Linked DNA regions of Homo sapiens: region 1 is linked to region 2. The links are chromatin loops, found by intact Hi-C in ENCODE. Cell type or tissue: tibial artery. All regions are shown on one strand. Each heading gives the region's core, and the rest is flanking DNA. Links, peaks and the distances in the headings are about the cores only.

What was found. Peaks named below come from ENCODE experiments on the same cell type or tissue, not always from the same donor. Only the 100,000 strongest peaks of a DNase experiment are listed, where the experiment ranks them.
Region 1: a loop joins it to region 2, with 10 times the contacts of the local background. A loop is called at or near these places in 3 of 110 quality-filtered maps.

What each region holds. Positions count from the first base shown.
Region 1 is chr15:91,714,355-91,722,694 of GRCh38, forward strand. No RefSeq gene overlaps it. Among named protein-coding and RNA genes, the nearest start is that of SLCO3A1, 140 kb to the right of the region's middle. In tibial artery, for the core only: no CTCF peak of the experiment used is centred there; no DNase peak of the experiment used is centred there; H3K27me3 peaks cover 211 bases.
Region 2 is chr15:91,759,170-91,767,509 of GRCh38, forward strand. No RefSeq gene overlaps it. Among named protein-coding and RNA genes, the nearest start is that of SLCO3A1, 90 kb to the right of the region's middle. In tibial artery, for the core only: no CTCF peak of the experiment used is centred there; DNase peaks (open chromatin) are centred at 652 and 5,222; H3K27me3 peaks cover 560 bases.

The DNA of each region.
Region 1 (8,340 bases), core at 71-8,070, 45 kb before region 2:
AGCAGAAGTTATATAATACACAGAGTCGAGAATGTCTACACCCAAATCAGGCATGTGGCATGACAAGTGCAGTTACTGTTGGGGTAATGAAAGTGACTGTAAGAGAGGTACTGGAGTTAATAGCAGAGACTGTTGGTTCAGAAAGACCTGGGTTAGAATCCTGGATCTGTGGCTCATTTTAGCTATGGAAATTTAGTCCCTCTGAGTCTTAGTTTTCTCATCTGTAAAATGGGTTAATAAGCCTTTAATAATCCCTGCCTAAGGTGATAGAAGAGATTGAATGACGTGTTTTTATACATGTTTAGCAGTGTCTAGTACATAATAACCATTCACTAAATGGTAGAATATGTCAGAACCACATATGATATATATTTGGACTGTGCTAAAATTCTAGCCATGAAATTGCCATAGTTATGTGGCAAATTGGAAAGAATAAAGGGATGATCTACGGTGGCGCCTACCTGTAACAGATCTCTCAGGCCCTCAGCAGCCTCTTGGTGCAACCAGGGGAGAATCATGAGAAACCTTCCTTTCTTCTGTGTTTCTTTCTTCTGCTAGCAGCAGACACCCAAGAAAGGCTTAGAAACTAATGACAATAAATTGTGTCAGTGGTGGATGTCCTTGATATGGTTTGGCTCTGTGTCCGCATCCAAATCTCATGTTGAATTGTGATCTCCAGTGTTAGAGGTAGAGCCTGGTGGGAGGTGATTGGATCACAGAGGTGGTTTCAAATGGTTTAGCGCCATTCCCCTAGTGCTGTCTCGTGATAGAGTTCTCACAAGATCTGGTTGTTTGAAAGTGTGTAACACTTCTCCCTTTGCTCTCTGTCTCTCCTGCTGGCCATGTAAATATGTGCCTACTTCCCCTTTGCCTTCTGTCATGATTGTAAATTTCCTGATGCCTCCCCAGAAGCAGAAGCCTGTACAGCCTGCAGAACTGTAAGCACAATTAAACTTCTTTTCCTTATAAATTACCCAGTCTCAGATAGTTCTTTACAGCAGTGCAAGAACAGAGTAATACAATCCTGAACCTCTTGGAACAGATGTGAATGGATTATCACATCTGATGAAATGGGGCTTCTTTTTACAAGAAAGAAGGGACAAGAAGATGAAAGCAACTCTGCTGAGTGTTCCTAGCGGAATATCAGATTGTTCTTTGCCATCAGGGAGAGTGAACTGAACCATTGCTTGAGATCAGGAATGTTAAGACATATACTTCAGTGACAAAAGGCATTATGAGCACAGAGCTCCAGCTGCCTGGGGAGCAGAACTACAGCCAGTATGGCTGAGTGTGTCAGTGCCAAAGTGCTGGCAGTTTGTTAGACTCCTCAAGGTGTAGGGCTTTCATTGTGAAAACTAAGTTGGTGTGGCGTTTTGAAGTCCAACAGACCTTGATTCAAATCTTGCCAGGCTACATCCTAACAATGGGTAAATTACTTAATGTCTGAGTCTCAGTTACTTCAACTGAGAAGTGAGGCTGATTCCTATGTCCTAAGGCAGTTGAGAGAATTTGATGAGATGGGATATGCAAAGTGCCTAGCAGAGTGCCTAGACTGAGGTAAACAGCTGATAATAGAATCAGTGCCACTGCATGTTGGAGGTAGAATTGAGTACAAGGAGAGACCCATACCCTAGAAACCAGACCCCAATTAAAATAGCCAGGGCTCAAATCCTGACTCAATTACTTACTTACTATAGGGCCATTTATCCCACTTGGTAGAAATATTGACAGTGATATAAATATTTATTTATATTTATCCCATTTGGTATAAATATTTACATTGATTATGAAGTGCTGCCCCAGACCTCACTAGAAGCATTACATTATATGTGGTATATGAATCACAGTACCTTCTAAAATTTCAGAACTTCTCAATTCTGAAATCCATCTGGCCTCAAGGGTCCTAGATAAGGAACTGTAGACCTACATGTAGAACTCACTCCATGGGGCTGGGTGGACTGATGGAGTGATCTATGTAGAATAGAGCCCTGCAGCACATAGAAGGGCTCAGAGAGTGCAGGCAAGGACAACAGGAGAATCTGACTTCTGTTTTCCATACTTGCTGCATGACCTGGGGTGAGCTACATAACCTTTCTCTTTCCCCTTTGGAAATGAGCATGATGATCATGATACCTCACTTGTTATGAAACAAAATCAGCTGATATATATAAAGCACTTGGTAAAGTATCTGGTACCTATTAGTAAGGGCAAATTCTTATAATTATTGCATTTTATGTGTACATGAAAATTTCTCTTTTATAACAGGCATGGCATCACAGCAAAACTCAGGAAACAAGGCAGACCAACTTGTATTGGTATTCCAAGAATTTTACAGGGAATAGAAAGGTTACACGGTATATTAATCCAAACTGACCTTTTGTGCTTTCTTTAATCCGATTAAAGCACTTTTCATTAAAATAGTTTTATTTTTACATAATGCTACTGACGGATTTTTTTCCTCCTAAAAGTTCTGATAAGACAAAAGCAAGAGGAAAATGGTTATCTCTTGCTTGTAACTACACAAGTTATTTCAGATAGATAGATGAGGAATGGATGATTGAAGGAACACCCAATGAGGATGCTGTGCCACATATTGTTGAAATCAACAACCATTTATTTCTGTTTCCACCCGCTCTGTCCCTCGTGGGGTGGCTATGGAGCTATGTCACTCCAAGAGGAACTGCTGCAGGGAAACTGGTTGGTGGACAATTCCAGCTGTCCCTTGTATTTGCATCTGCCACATTTGCCCTAAGACTACACTTTCCCACACCATTGACAGCTGGTGAAATAAGCACGGTAGGGTAGGGGTCCTAGTGCCAGCCTATTCCTGCCCAATGTGGAAATCCTCTAATGGGAAATTTTTGCATGAGGACTCCCCATCAGCCTGGTCAAGATGTTCTAGAACTGTGCTGCAGCCTGAGGCTTGCCCCACACAATCCTTCCTTCCCTCTCTCCTTGTACAAGTGTCTGATCTGCATTGTGGTCTGAAGGCTCTCCCTGCCTGGTTGTGCTTTCTCCCATTCTTTTTTTTTAATTAATATTATACTTCAAGTTTTAGGGTACATGTGCACAACGTGCAGGTTTGTTACATATGTATACATGTGCCATGTTGGTGTGCTGCACCCATTAACTCATCATTTACATTAGGTATATCTCCTAATGCTATCCCTCCCCCCTCCCCCCACCCCACAACAGTCCCCAGTGTGTGATGTTCCCCTTCCTGTGTCCATGTGTTCTCATTGTTCAGTTCCCACCTATGAGTGAGAACATGCGGTGTTTGGTTTTTTGTCCTTGCCATGGTTATCTCCCATTTCATCATGCAGAGACGATTCTCCTAGTAAATATCTTGCACATCTAATCCCATCTTGGTGCTTGCTCCTTGAGGACCCTAATCGACACACCCTGTGTTTATCTCCTAGTTTTCCTTGCCTTGAGGGTTCTGGGTGTTATGTAAGTTTTGCCTCTGAGATGTTCTTGCAAGAGATTTGGAAAGGGAAAGAAAGGGAGACATCAGTCTCTCCATCGCAGTGGAAGCTGATGACTGGGCTCCAACAGATACGGGTTTTTGGAACAGCAGATTCCCCATTCCACTGTCCAATTACCAGCCTCAGGGACTTGGGCTGCTGTGGCATTGGCAGCATTTTTATGTTGCTTCCTGAACTTTGGACTGTAGCAGCAGGGACCTCAGATCAGAGCTGCTGTAGCAGGGTTTTGAAGCCCAGGAGCCACTCCTTAGCTGCTGTTTTTCCAGCCTTTTTAATAATTTCATGAGCACTCATCGCCCTGAGTGGAATTTCCTTCTGCTTAATTCACTGGGGTGATTTCTGTTTCTTGCACTGAATGCTGACTGATACAGAATTCAGTTCAGGCAAGCATCACATCCCCCAAGTTCTTATCATTGGACTGGGCTGTACAATCTACACCACTACCAGGGAAACCTTATTACCCAGTCCCCACTCTAGATGTGGCTCCAGAGATTAATGGACAATCAGGAAGTTTTCAGGGGCAGGGGCAGGGGCAGGGGACATGGAGAAGAATGGGTGGAATTTCTCTAAAAGAACAGAGCCAAAGTCTAACCAAGGAACTCACTTCCCTGCTGGGGTAGTGAGTCTTCACAAGGTCTGCCCTGCAAGATTTCCTTGGTTCTGGACCAGTGACTGCTATGTGCTCCCCAATCTACTCCTCTCTTTTTGAGTTTTTGCAGTTGCCCTGTTCCTGCTTTACTATTGTATATTGAGTGTGTGTTGAAGGGAGAAGGAAGTGTAGAGATAAATTGTCTTTTTGTATACATAGATTACTGAACCATGAAGAGACAAAGTTAGGCCTGAGAATCTTCACTTTGAGCTTAGTTCGGAAATGGGGCAGTGCTTTGGATGGTCTCCCTTGAGGAAGAGTGGTTGTGCTCTATGTGTGGGAAGAAGAATACACATGACTGATTGGTGGCCGGGGGTGAACTGTGTTGGAGACTGATCGTTAGGCATAAAAATCCATTCTCCTCTTCTTGTTTGTCTTAATCAGTGTCTGATCAGGAAAACACAAACTGTGTCAGGTGTTTCAAAGAGAGGGAATTAACACAGGGAAGTGGCTCCAAAGTGTATGGAAGCATTGAAAAGGCAAACAGGAGAAAATGAGGTAATCAAGAAATTAGCAATATCAGAAAACAGCCCTTCCCCTTGTGGTTAAAGGGACAAAGTAGGAGGTGATGTTACTGTAGCCCAGGAAGCCAGAACCACAATGGGCATGTCTCAGGAGAGCCGGGATCATGGAGGGTAGGACTATCGGGCAGGAGGCAGAACTGTGGAGGAAATGCAGCTAAAGCAGAGAGGTAGAAAACTACACTGCCTTTCCTTCTGCTCCTGCCCTCCAGTCCCCCACCAATGTCTCCTATTGGCCTACCCTACCCCAAACTAGGGAGCAAAGAAGGCTTGAGTATGAGGTTTCCTGTGATACACACGAGGACACAAGCCAGGCAGTCTGGGCATAAGGCTAGGCTGCATTTCCCAGTGTCCCTTGCAGTTAGCTGCATCATGCGATTAAGTTATCTTCTTTGGGATGTGAGCGGAGGTGATGCATAACCCTTCAGAGCCTGGGCCTTGCATCAGAGGGTATGCCCCTCCACATGGTCTTTCTCCTACTCACTGGCTGCCACAGGAGAGATTCAACATTCTCCAGGCAGACAGTAACAATGCCCTAGGAAAAGAGGGGCAACACATGCAAGAAGCTGTGTTCCCTGAGTGATTATGTGGAGCAGAGCTGACCCACTGATGTGGATAGCTCATCTGGAAACAGGTACAAAAAAGAGAAATAGACTATGTTCTTTAAGCCACTGTATTTTTGAGTTTCTTGGCTACCACAGCTTAGGTCTTTATCCCAATAGACATGTTTTCAGTTTTTATTCCATTTATTCAAGGATTAATTTTCAGCTACTAGACCTAGGCACCTAGGCACTTAGGTACTATGGATAAAAACATAAACAAGACAAGTTCTTATTCTCAGGGAGATCTCTACCTACTAGAAGAGACTGACAAACATAAAATGTTATAGCATAGAGTGCTAAATATTATGAAAGCATAACACCCTGCAACTGAAGAGGTGACACAATTTAGGAATTATTCTTAAAAGTCAGAGTTGACAGACGGGAACTTGGAGGTTTACAACAATCACTACCAGTGAACAAAATTCTACTGTGCCAGACTGTGTATCAGGTCCTTAAAACCTGTTGTCTCACTTAACACTCACCTTTTGAGACAGGTGTTAAAACTCCCCATTTTACAGATGAAGAAACTGATAATCAGAGAGTTTAAGTAAATTATCTAGGGCCACAGAATTAATTGCTGAGATTTAAGCCCAAGTTGGCTCTTAAACTGATGTTCTTTCCACCATGGTAAGCCATCTCTCTATCCAGTGAGCTTTGATTTTGTGCTGCACTTAATAGTGTGCCCACTGGGTAGATGCCTGCTTGTCTGACCTGCGCTAAACATCTATTTAACTCATTGCTCAGGTCCACAAGGAGAAGACAGAAGAAAGTGGGGAGACAAGAGGCTGCTCTTGTTACTTGATTTCTTTGCTTTATTTCTGACCAGAATAAGGTGTTCACCACCAGCATGACTGTCCTCCTTGTTTCATACCAAATTTGTTCTAAATTATTTCAGACAATTTCCCAAAAATAGCTAGACTTAAAGGACAAAGATTTACCACCATGAAGGATATTCAAAAAAACGCTCTGGGTTCTGGCAATGTTCAACATTTCTGTCTCTGAAAGTTTTGGGGCAAAAGAAAGAGCATGGGAACCGCTTTCCACTGGGCCTGAGGACCCCATTTTTAACCATCTGAAAAAGAGACATGTGAACTGGCACTGACTTTAGGGACATCTTTCAATGATCAAGAATATCAATGACAATGCCAACACTAATATATCCAAATACTGGATTAATAATTGAACAAAATTGTAGCACCCCATGTGACTCTCCCCTTCTAAATTTAAAAATGATAAAATGAGACTGACTGATCTCAAGAGGGATTTTATTTATGTATCTCCTTGACATTCTAAGAGAGAGTGAGAACTGTAGTTAACTATTGGAAAGGAGGAACATAAGCCTTTTCAAGGTCCAAAGGCCCTTGCTCAGTTTTGAATGATGCTCAGTTGCCAGTCTCTGCCACTTTTGCAAATGATCATTTATTAAATAAGAAGGGACATTTTGAAGACAGCTGAGTCTTCAAAACATGAAAAAGTAATACAGTCTCAGAGCAAGAGGGTGATAAATTATGTCATGTGAACCCAGCCATGGTGTGCCCTGAATGCTTATGGAAAAGTCATTGTGTAACAGTAAATAACGGGTGGATCATAAGGTGTTTTCTTCCAGAGCATTCACAATGCTTGACGTGCTTGTTAGTTCACAAAGCGTTACAAAGTATGTGAATGGTACAGTAAGGCCAGTTTGGCAGGGGCAGGGACTAAGACTTGAAGTGATTATGTCCAAGATGACAGAGACAAACGCACTTGTGGGTGCAGAGCCTATATCTCCTGGGTCAAATACCAATTCTAAATATCAGCCCACCTATCCTTCTTGTTTAGAAAAAACTCAAACTACTTTTTCGTCTTCTCCTACACCACAACAGTCACCAACACAGAAGACATCCACGATCAAAATGTTGGGTGTAGGGGGATGTTTCTCCCCACCACCAAGTGAGCAATCAGTTTTGCAGTGGATACCAGTTGGGCATCCTCCAGTTCAATTCCAACACCATCTATGTGAAGCCAGTGCCAGATCCCACAGGTTGAAGGTTCAGTCCCCAGAACTTCCCCTGCTTCGAATAGCAGGCACAAGTCCAGGCCTCTGGAACTTCTGACCAACCAGCTTCAAGTTGGGGTTCCCAAAACCTCCTCTTTGGGTTCCATTAATTTACTAGAGCAGCTCACAAAACTCAAGGAAACACTTACATTTACTGGTTTATTGTAAAGGGTATTACAAAGGATATAGATGAAGAGATGGATAGGACAAGATATGGAAGAAGGGGCATGGGGCTTCCACACTCTCCCTGGGTACGCCAACCTCTTAAAACCTCCTTGTGTTCAGCTATCCAGAAGCTCTCCGAACCCAGTCCTCTTGGGTTGTTATGGAGGCTTTGTTACATAGGCATGATTGATTAAACCTCTGGCCATTGGCAATCAACTTAACCTTCAGCGCCCCCCCACCCCAGCCCCCACAGGTTGAGGGGTAGGGCTGAAAGTCTCAATCTTCTAATCATGCTTCTGTCTTCTCAGGGTTTCTGGCAACCAGCCCTATCCTGAAGCTTCTGTGAACGTTAGTATACAAAAAGCACTTTGGAGATTCTGAGGATTTTAGGAGTTGTATGCCAGGAAACTGGGAAGAAGATGACATATATATATTTTCATATCACACTTCTCTATCAGGCATTTTTGCTAAAATCCAATAGTGGTCAGGGTAACAAATTTAATCAAGATCTTATGCAAACTTGACTGTAGATTGAGCTTGCCAATATACATATAAAATAAACCAGCTCACAAAAAGATAAAAAATTTGATCTCCCACCCTCTTTTAGGGCAATCCACAAAAATCAAATAAGATCAAATCTGTACTTTCCCTACTGTCTGGGCTTAAATTATTAGTAAGAATGAATGGATGACTACATCTTGATTAGTTTCATTCTTCTTCATATCCTAAGCATAAGCTAAAAACTGAAGATATTTTAGTCAATGTAAAATCGTTTAATTTTTTTCTCAGATCTTGAAAGAGGCTCCCAAGTCTAGTTGAGGGTTTGGGGAAAAAAGATAACTTTGTCCAGCTTCTTTGAAAAATGAGACTACATTGAAGATAT
Region 2 (8,340 bases), core at 270-8,269:
CAAGGTGGTTTAGAAAAGGAAGAAATACACACACACACACACACACATACACTCACACAAAGAATTGACAGTCCTGTTAAATATTGCTCACCAAGAAGTTGACCAGGAAGAAGTATTTATTTCATGCAATTTTCCCAGTGTTTGAAGTTTTGAGATATTAAATCACTTAATATTATAGATAACATAGTACTTTTTGGCTGTTATCTCATGTCTGATCCCTGGCAGGTTATGAATAAAGATAATGTGATTTACATATTTATTAGCTCCTTTTTTCACTAAAATAACAGCCCCACATCTCCCATAGCCCACAGTCTGCACTGACTGGCAAGGACATTTAAAATAAGACCTTGTCACAAATTCTCATTTTATACTGGTCACAGTGATAGTGTGCATGAAATTATAATAGGGAATACTCCCAAGTCTGTGCTGAATATCAAGTTTAAGTGCAATGAGGTCATTCGAAGAGTCTGTGATCCCTCTATAGAGGCAAGAAAGTCACTGATACCCCTGAACCCCATCTCAGGAACACAGTGGCCTAGATTGGCTTGCAGAACAAAGGTTCCGATTATAACTGCTCTGTCCAGAGGCTGTGGCATCAGTGCCCTTTGCAAAAGGGCCTGTCACCTGGAGTGGACATTAAACAGAGCAGCACTCTTTGCCTGGGGTCTTAATGCCCATGGTGGTTTGTTTGAATTTGAACTCCTCAGCAGAGTTCCAGTCATTCTCCTGGGAATATGGACTCCTTCAGCTGAAAGGCACTGAACACAATTAATCTCCTTGTCTGGTTCCCTTTATCTTGTAGAAACATATGTGTATATAAAATTTCAACAAGGAGTTCTCCTATCAGACACAGAAGGACCTGCCATGTAGAAATTATTTGGCAAGGAAGTACAGGCATTTTGACTTAAGAAGGGCCTGAGAAGGCAGAGCTGTTCCCCTGGGAGGAGACCCCTGGTGCCTTTTTCTCCCCTAGAGCAGTGATGGTCGCCTGTGGGTGGAGAGACGATTGCAGGTAGACATAGGAGAAGAAAATGCTGAATGAATCTGAATTTTTATTTTCTAAGTACATCTTTATGTTTAAATAAAATTTCTTGGACCAGCAGGTTTGTGGTGTCAGGAGTCCTTAAATAACTAAATAGTATTTCTAACTACTGATGTTCTTGAGCAATGATGCAAGTATTATGTGAGTGGTGTAGCCTGTAATGGATCCACGTTACTATAGAGAAGGATGTCTCTTTAACATTCTACTACTTGACTGTAAATCCAGCAATCACCGGCCTCTTGCCTACTTCCCTGGGCATGGGAAGAACTGTAAAATCATATGGACATTTGGCACAAAGTTTCTTTGAGAGAGGTATTTATTATCTCTTTTCTAAAAAGCCTGGAAGCAACTTTTTACCTACTGCAAAAGCAGGCGTCTTCTAAGAAGTCACACCAAACTTAATTTGAATCCTTATCTAATGAGAGCATCTTAGAGCTACTTCAGAGATTTGTTGGAGACTCGGAAATCCTGTTTCTAGGCCATCAGTCCTCTCTGAGCTGTTTTAGGCAGAGATTCATTCATTTACCCAGAGATTCGTTCTCACAAACAGAGAAAAGAATGAGACGCATGATATAAAACTCAAGATTGCTGGGTGTTGCTCCACAGGGCACGTACTGATGGGTACGAAAGACCTTTGCTACAGGAAACTATTTGTTTTTCTTTGCTGCAACGATTGCAAATCTGGAATCTTCCAAACTGAGCTTGACTATCTAAGGTGGGGGGCCTCCCACAAATGTGTGGCCGTTTTAGAAGACGAAATACATTCTTTTCTTATTGTTTCCAGGCCTCACATGAGCTGGTGCCCTGTTTTGACTACCTCTCTTTCTCCTTGAGTCATTCAAGCAGGTCTACAACTCCGACAGTAACAATGAGGCTTTCCCTTCATTATTTGACCTCCCAGCCAGAATCATGGTGCTTTAATGAGGGACCCCATATCTCATTTGGCCCATCAAGGGTTTCTCTGAGATATCCAGTGACAGCCTTCAAAAAGCACAAGGGAAAGAGACCGTTGCCAAGCCCCAGGAGATCAAGTGAGGAGCAGGGGGTTGCTACAGGAAAAGGTAAAGTTGGGATCGGGAAGCAGGTGGGAATCCGACCCTGAGAAAGGAGCGTCTGATTGCTTCAATCTCCATACCGCCCTCTCTTCTCCACCTAAAACAGAGAGAATTTTCTGTGTCTTTCCTCTCTGTTACCGTCTCAAAATTTTTTATATAAGAAATTTGGAAATTGAGTGTTTGTGTGTGTGAGTGCAAGAGAAAATAAAAAGAAATGAACATAACATGCATTATAAAGTACTTACTAAGCTCCTGTGCCAGTGTCCCCTGAATTTGAATTGTTCCTCTCCGGGGATTTGATGACGGGCCCCACACTGATGTGGGTAGGTAGCCTACAACCAGCTAATGGAAGCCAGGGTTTTTTTGTTTGTTTGTTTGTTTGTTTGTTTGTTTTGATGGAGTCTTTCTTTGTCACCCAGCCTGCAGTGCAGTGGCACAATCTCGACTCACTGCAACCTCTGCCTCCCCGGTTCAAGTGATTCTCATGCCCCAGCCTCCCGAATAGCTGGGATTACAAGCACCTGCCACCATGCCCAGCTAATTTTTTATGTTCTTGGTAGAGACAGGGTTTCACCATGTTGGCCAGGCTGGTCTCGAACTCCTGACCTCAGGCGATCTGGCTGTGTCAGCCTCCCAAAGTGCTGGGATTACAGGAGCGAGCCACTGCACCCAGCCCGGAAACTAGGTTATGTAGGGTTAAGGAAATTCCAGTTCCATTGGCAGCAGACACCTGGAGAGTTGTCTCATGGAGAACATTTCTAGGTTGACAGCTGTATAGACCAACCTACTGGGAAAGAAAAATGACAAGAGTAATGAGAGTAACAGTAAGTACTCTACAACAACAGTAAGGAGATTACGCTTGTAGGTCAACTTCTCCAAACCTCAGCTTCTTCAGTTCAAGGTAAAGAAACTAATAGAATCTAAACCATAGGGCTGTCATGAAGATTAATTTATTAATATAAAGTTTTTAAGAGCATAAGTGCTCAGTAAATGCCAGCATTCATATTATAGCAACACAATATGGAAAAGATATAAATGAGGTCCTGTCTCCAGAAGCTTGACATCCAGTGGGAAAGCAGGAGTTATAATAAACAGGTGAAACATAGGGTAATTTCTGCAGTGGAGGTAAATGCATTTCAGAACTCAAGAGCTGTTCTTCCAAGTTTTCCCAAGAATAGGAAAATACTTCTCAGAGAGGGGGACATTTGAACTAGAATATCAAAGATGAGCAGCAGGGGGGCTTTCCACAGAGACAAGATGTAAGATCTTTTTTATTTTTATTTTTTTCAGACCAATAAAATAGAATGTGCAAAGGCGTATAGGAACAAGAGAACACTGGATTTGGGACAAGCCCAGATACTTCAGATCTCATCTTCTAAGCTTGCTCATTATGAGTCAAACACAAAATAAATCAGCGATATACTTTTTTTTAATTGCCAGAAACTTGAAAACACAGGCAGACAGAAACCAATTCGTACTTCTTTTTTTTTTTTTTAATGTTTTTTTTTTTTAATTATACTTTAAGTTTTAGGGTACATGTGCACATTGTGCAGGTTAGTTACATATGTATACATGTGCCATGCTGGTGCGCTGCACCCACTAACGTGTCATCTAGCATTAGGTATATCTCCCAATGCTATCCCTCCCCCCTCCCCCGACCCCACCACAGTCCCCAGAGTGTGATATTCCCCTTCCTGTGTCCATGTGATCTCATTGTTCAATTCCCACCTATGAGTGAGAATATGCGGTGTTTGGTTTTTTGTTCTTGCGATAGTTTACTGAGAATGATGGTTTCCAATTTCATCCATGTCCCTACAAAGGACATGAACTCATCATTTTTTATGGCTGCATAGTATTCCATGGTGTATATGTGCCACATTTTCTTAATCCAGTCTATCATTGTTGGACATTTGGGTTGGTTCCAAGTCTTTGCTATTGTGAATAATGCCGCAATAAACATACATGTGCATGTGTCTTTATAGCAGCATGATTTATAGTCCTTTGGGTATATACCCAGTAATGGGATGGCTGGGTCAAATGGTATTTCTAGTTCTAGATCCCTGAGGAATCGCCACACTGACTTCCACAATGGTTGAACTAGTTTACAGTCCCACCAACAGTGTAAAAGTGTTCCTATTTCTCCACATCCTCTCCAGCACCTGTTGTTTCCTGACTTTTTAATGATTGCCATTCTAACTGGTGTGAGATGATATCTCATAGTGGTTTTGATTTGCATTTCTCTGATGGCCAGTGATGATGAGCATTTTTTCATGTGTTTTTTGGCTGCATAAATGTCTTCTTTTGAGAAGTGTCTGAGAGAGGAGTTGATAATATCAGGCTTCTTGTTTAAAAGAAAGCATTGGATATTTCTACTCCTTAGCTATTATTTAGTTCCAGAGCAATAGAATCACATCAAATATGCTCTCTGGAAATTATTCTCATTAAGTAAACAATATACAAGATCTGAAACAAACCCTAAGACAGTCACGCTTAGTGTCACTAATGTCCAATTTAAAGTCAGAAGTCCAAGAAGGTATTTTTGTTTTATTTTAAAGAGTCCAGTCTGCCAGTTACATACCGTTCAGTGTGCTGTGATATTATTTCCTACTTTATTTGTTGGGGTTCTCCAGAAAAACGGAAGAAATAGAACGCATATAGGGAAACAAATAGATTTATTTTAAGGAATTGGCTCACATGATTATGGAGGCTGAGACAAGTCCCAAGATCTGCAGTCAGCAAGCTGGAGACCCAGGAGAGTCAATGATGTAATTTCCAGTCTGAGTCCAAAGGCCTGAAAACCAGGAGAGCCCATGTACAAGTTACAGTCTGAACGCTAGCAAGCTCAAAACCCCAGGAAGAGCCGGTGCTTCAGTTCAAGCCCAAAGGCAGGAAAAGGCCAAATTCCTTCCTTGAAAGCAATCAGGCAGAAGGTGTTCTCCTTACTCCTAGAGGAAGGAGCTGTCTTTCTATTCTATTCAGGCCTTCAGTGAATTGAATGAAACCCACCCTCATGAAGGAGGGCCATCTGCTTTAGTCTACTGATTCAAATGTTAACCTCATCTACAAACACCCTCACAGGCACACTCAGAATAATGTATGACCAAGTATCGGGGAACCCCGTGGCCCAGTCAAGTTGACACATAAAATTTCCCACCACACCTAATTAGTTAGTGTGATGTATTGATCAGCAGTTGCATTCCATATGGTGGAATTTTTTCAGAAACTGTTAATTGCAACACTGAAGATAATTATTATACCTCACACTGAATGCATGAGATTTAAAGTCTGGAAAGACATCTCTGGCGTTCAGAAGACCTGATTTGCATTACCTTAACTTCCTGCATTTCTTACGATTCTGCAGCGAAGTCTAATGTGACAGAAGATTATTAGAAGGGACACAAATATTTGTAATTTATAACAAGAAGGTCTGAGTATTTCAATAATGAGAGAGAGAAAAATACTGTGACATCAGAAGACTTGACTTCGCTGAGTTTCCAAGGCAGTATGTGGCCATTCTTTATAAAATATGTATTATTAAAACCCTGATCCTGGATAGAGCAGACCTTTACATCTGCCCACATGGCACAAACAAAAACAAAGTCTTGGCAATCACTTCTCTGATCTGATTGATATAATCAGCGAATTCTGTTAATTTCGGGCTGAAGAGACTTTTCTTCATTCCTGCTTTACCAGTTCTCACTTTGCACATCAATCACATTAATTGGTTGATTGTGAGCTTTCCACTGAGCTTCCTGCTGTTAGAAATCCCCAGGGAGTTTCACTTAAGGAAAAAAAAGTGAAATGTCTACTGCAAGTATCCCCACACAGAGCTCTTTCCCAAAATGGGAAGAGAGACAAGACTTAAAATTTTTCTTCCCATGAAATGTCCATTTGATCCCTTCCTTTTGGACCTCATTTAATGCCACAGGACATAGGGTTCACTCTGGCCTCACCTCCTCTTTTTACTCCTGGCCAACTGGTGAAACCCTGAGTCCAGAAGCCGAGGAGCCCCTCACCTTGTCTGAGCTGGAAGAGTCGCCCTCATGGGAGCAGTCACCTCCTAAACTGGATTGATTTTCTTGTGGGTTTATGAAGAGGCTCCTCCAGGGTTGACACATAAGGGAGGAAGGTTCCCCAAAGCAGCTCTGCTTCTAACTGAATCATATATAGGACTCCCGAAGAAGATTGTTGAGCAGGTGGATCCAAGACTACAAAAAGATTCTGGGCAATTACTTTTCAGTCTTCTTCCCCTCACTCCTCATGACTTTTGTTTGGAATGAATTAGTTGATGCTTCTGTATTAATTGAACTAGACTAAGTTAAACTGCGAAAACTCAACCCCTAGATCTCAGTGGCTTACCACAATGGTGGTCTGCTTCTTACTCATACCAACCTAGATGACCAGCATCGACAGGCAGCGAGTTCTGCTCCTTTGGATGCCCAGGGACCCAGGTGGACTGATGCTCCAGCCTGGACTGAGAGTCTGGGTCCTCCATGCCACCATGGCAGGACAAGAGAGCGAATGAAGGTCCTGCCCTTTGGCAATTTAAAATCTACACCCCAGAAGTGGCAAACACTACTTTCACTCACAGCTCATTGGCCAGAACAGTCACATGATTCCATCTCATGAAAAGAACTGGGAAGTGCAGGTGCCCAAGAGAAGAATGGGACATTTACCACCCCTGGTAATGTTTACCAGAGCTTCTCTCTTTTCTTTTTCCCTTCACCCCAGACTCTTGACTTCCAAGGTCTTCTAACCTTCCTCTGATTTTACAACATTTTGGACTCTTTTCTTTTCTTTTTTATTTATTTTTTGTTGGTTTGTTTGTTTGTTTTTATCTTTGTTTTGAGATGGAGTTTCACTCTTGTCACTCAGGCTGGAATGCAGTGGCACAATCTTGGCTCACCACAACCTCCACCTCCCAGCTTCAAGCAATTCTCCTGCCTCAGTCTCCAGAGTAGCTGGGACTACAGGTGCACAACACCACGCCTGGCTCTTTTTTTTTTTTTTTTTTTTTTTTTTTGGATTTTTAGTAGAGACGGGGTTTCATCAGACTCTTTTCTAGAATTTTTGTCATCAGTAACTCTGTCCAAGCCCTCCCCCTCCCCCAGGCAAATCATCCACAAACACACACACACACACACACACACAGAGTGGGTAAGAAAGGTCTAACAATTTGTTGACAATGCTCATGCACATTAGGTAGAAACAGAAGTCAATGAGAAGTGTAAGCATTCTGATTGCCTAGGATTTGTTGAAATGGCTCGTATGAATTGCTGTCAATGGTCTTCAGGCCCTGCCACTCTTGTGCTCATGTGTGTGCGAAAATGGTTCATTAACAAACCCTCTGGTCATGTTCAGTGCCACTGCACCTGTATATATTGTAGCTCACAGGTAGGATTGATGTAGTCACAGTTAGACATGCCTCTATGTGATGCTCTATGTGTGTGTGTTGAAGGGAGGGGATTGGTAGGATTGTCCCTCTCCAAATATAGAAATAGCAAATTCAGTGGAAATGATCTGCAACAATTTTTTTTTGAAAAAGGTTCTCACTCTGTCACCCAGGCTGGAGTGCAGTGACATGATCTCAGCTCACTGCAACCTCCGCCTCCTGGGTTCAAGTGATTCTCGTGCCTCAGCCTCCCAAGTAGCTGGGATTACAGGTGCGTGCCACCACTCCTAGCTAATTTTTGTATTTTTGATGGAGATGGAGTTTCACCATGTTGGCCAGGCTGGTCTTGAACTCCTGGCCTCAAGCGATCTGCCCTCCTCTGCCTCCCAAAATGATTTTTAAATTTATAATACTCATTCCTGGCAGAGATCTGGGAGACAGGAGTGCTCATCTATTATAGGTCGGAGTGAACTTTAGTACATTTCTTTTTCTTTTTCTTTCTTTCTTTTTTTTTTTTTTTTTTGAGATAGGATCTCACTCTGTTGCCCAGGCTGGTGCGTAGTGGCACGAACATGGCTCACAGAACATGGCAGCCCCAACCTCCCAGATTCAAGCAATTCTCCTACCGCAGCCTCCCAAGTAGCTGGGACCACAGGGACATGCACTACCAAGGTCAGCTAATTTTTTAAAAATTGTTTAGAGACAGAGTCTCACTATGTTGTCCAGGTCAGTCTCAAACTCCTGGCCTCAAGTGATCCTCCCACCTCGGCCTCCCAAAGTGCTGGGATTACAGGCGTGTGCCACTGTGCCTGGCTCATACAACATTTCTGAAGGATGATTTGGCAATGTTA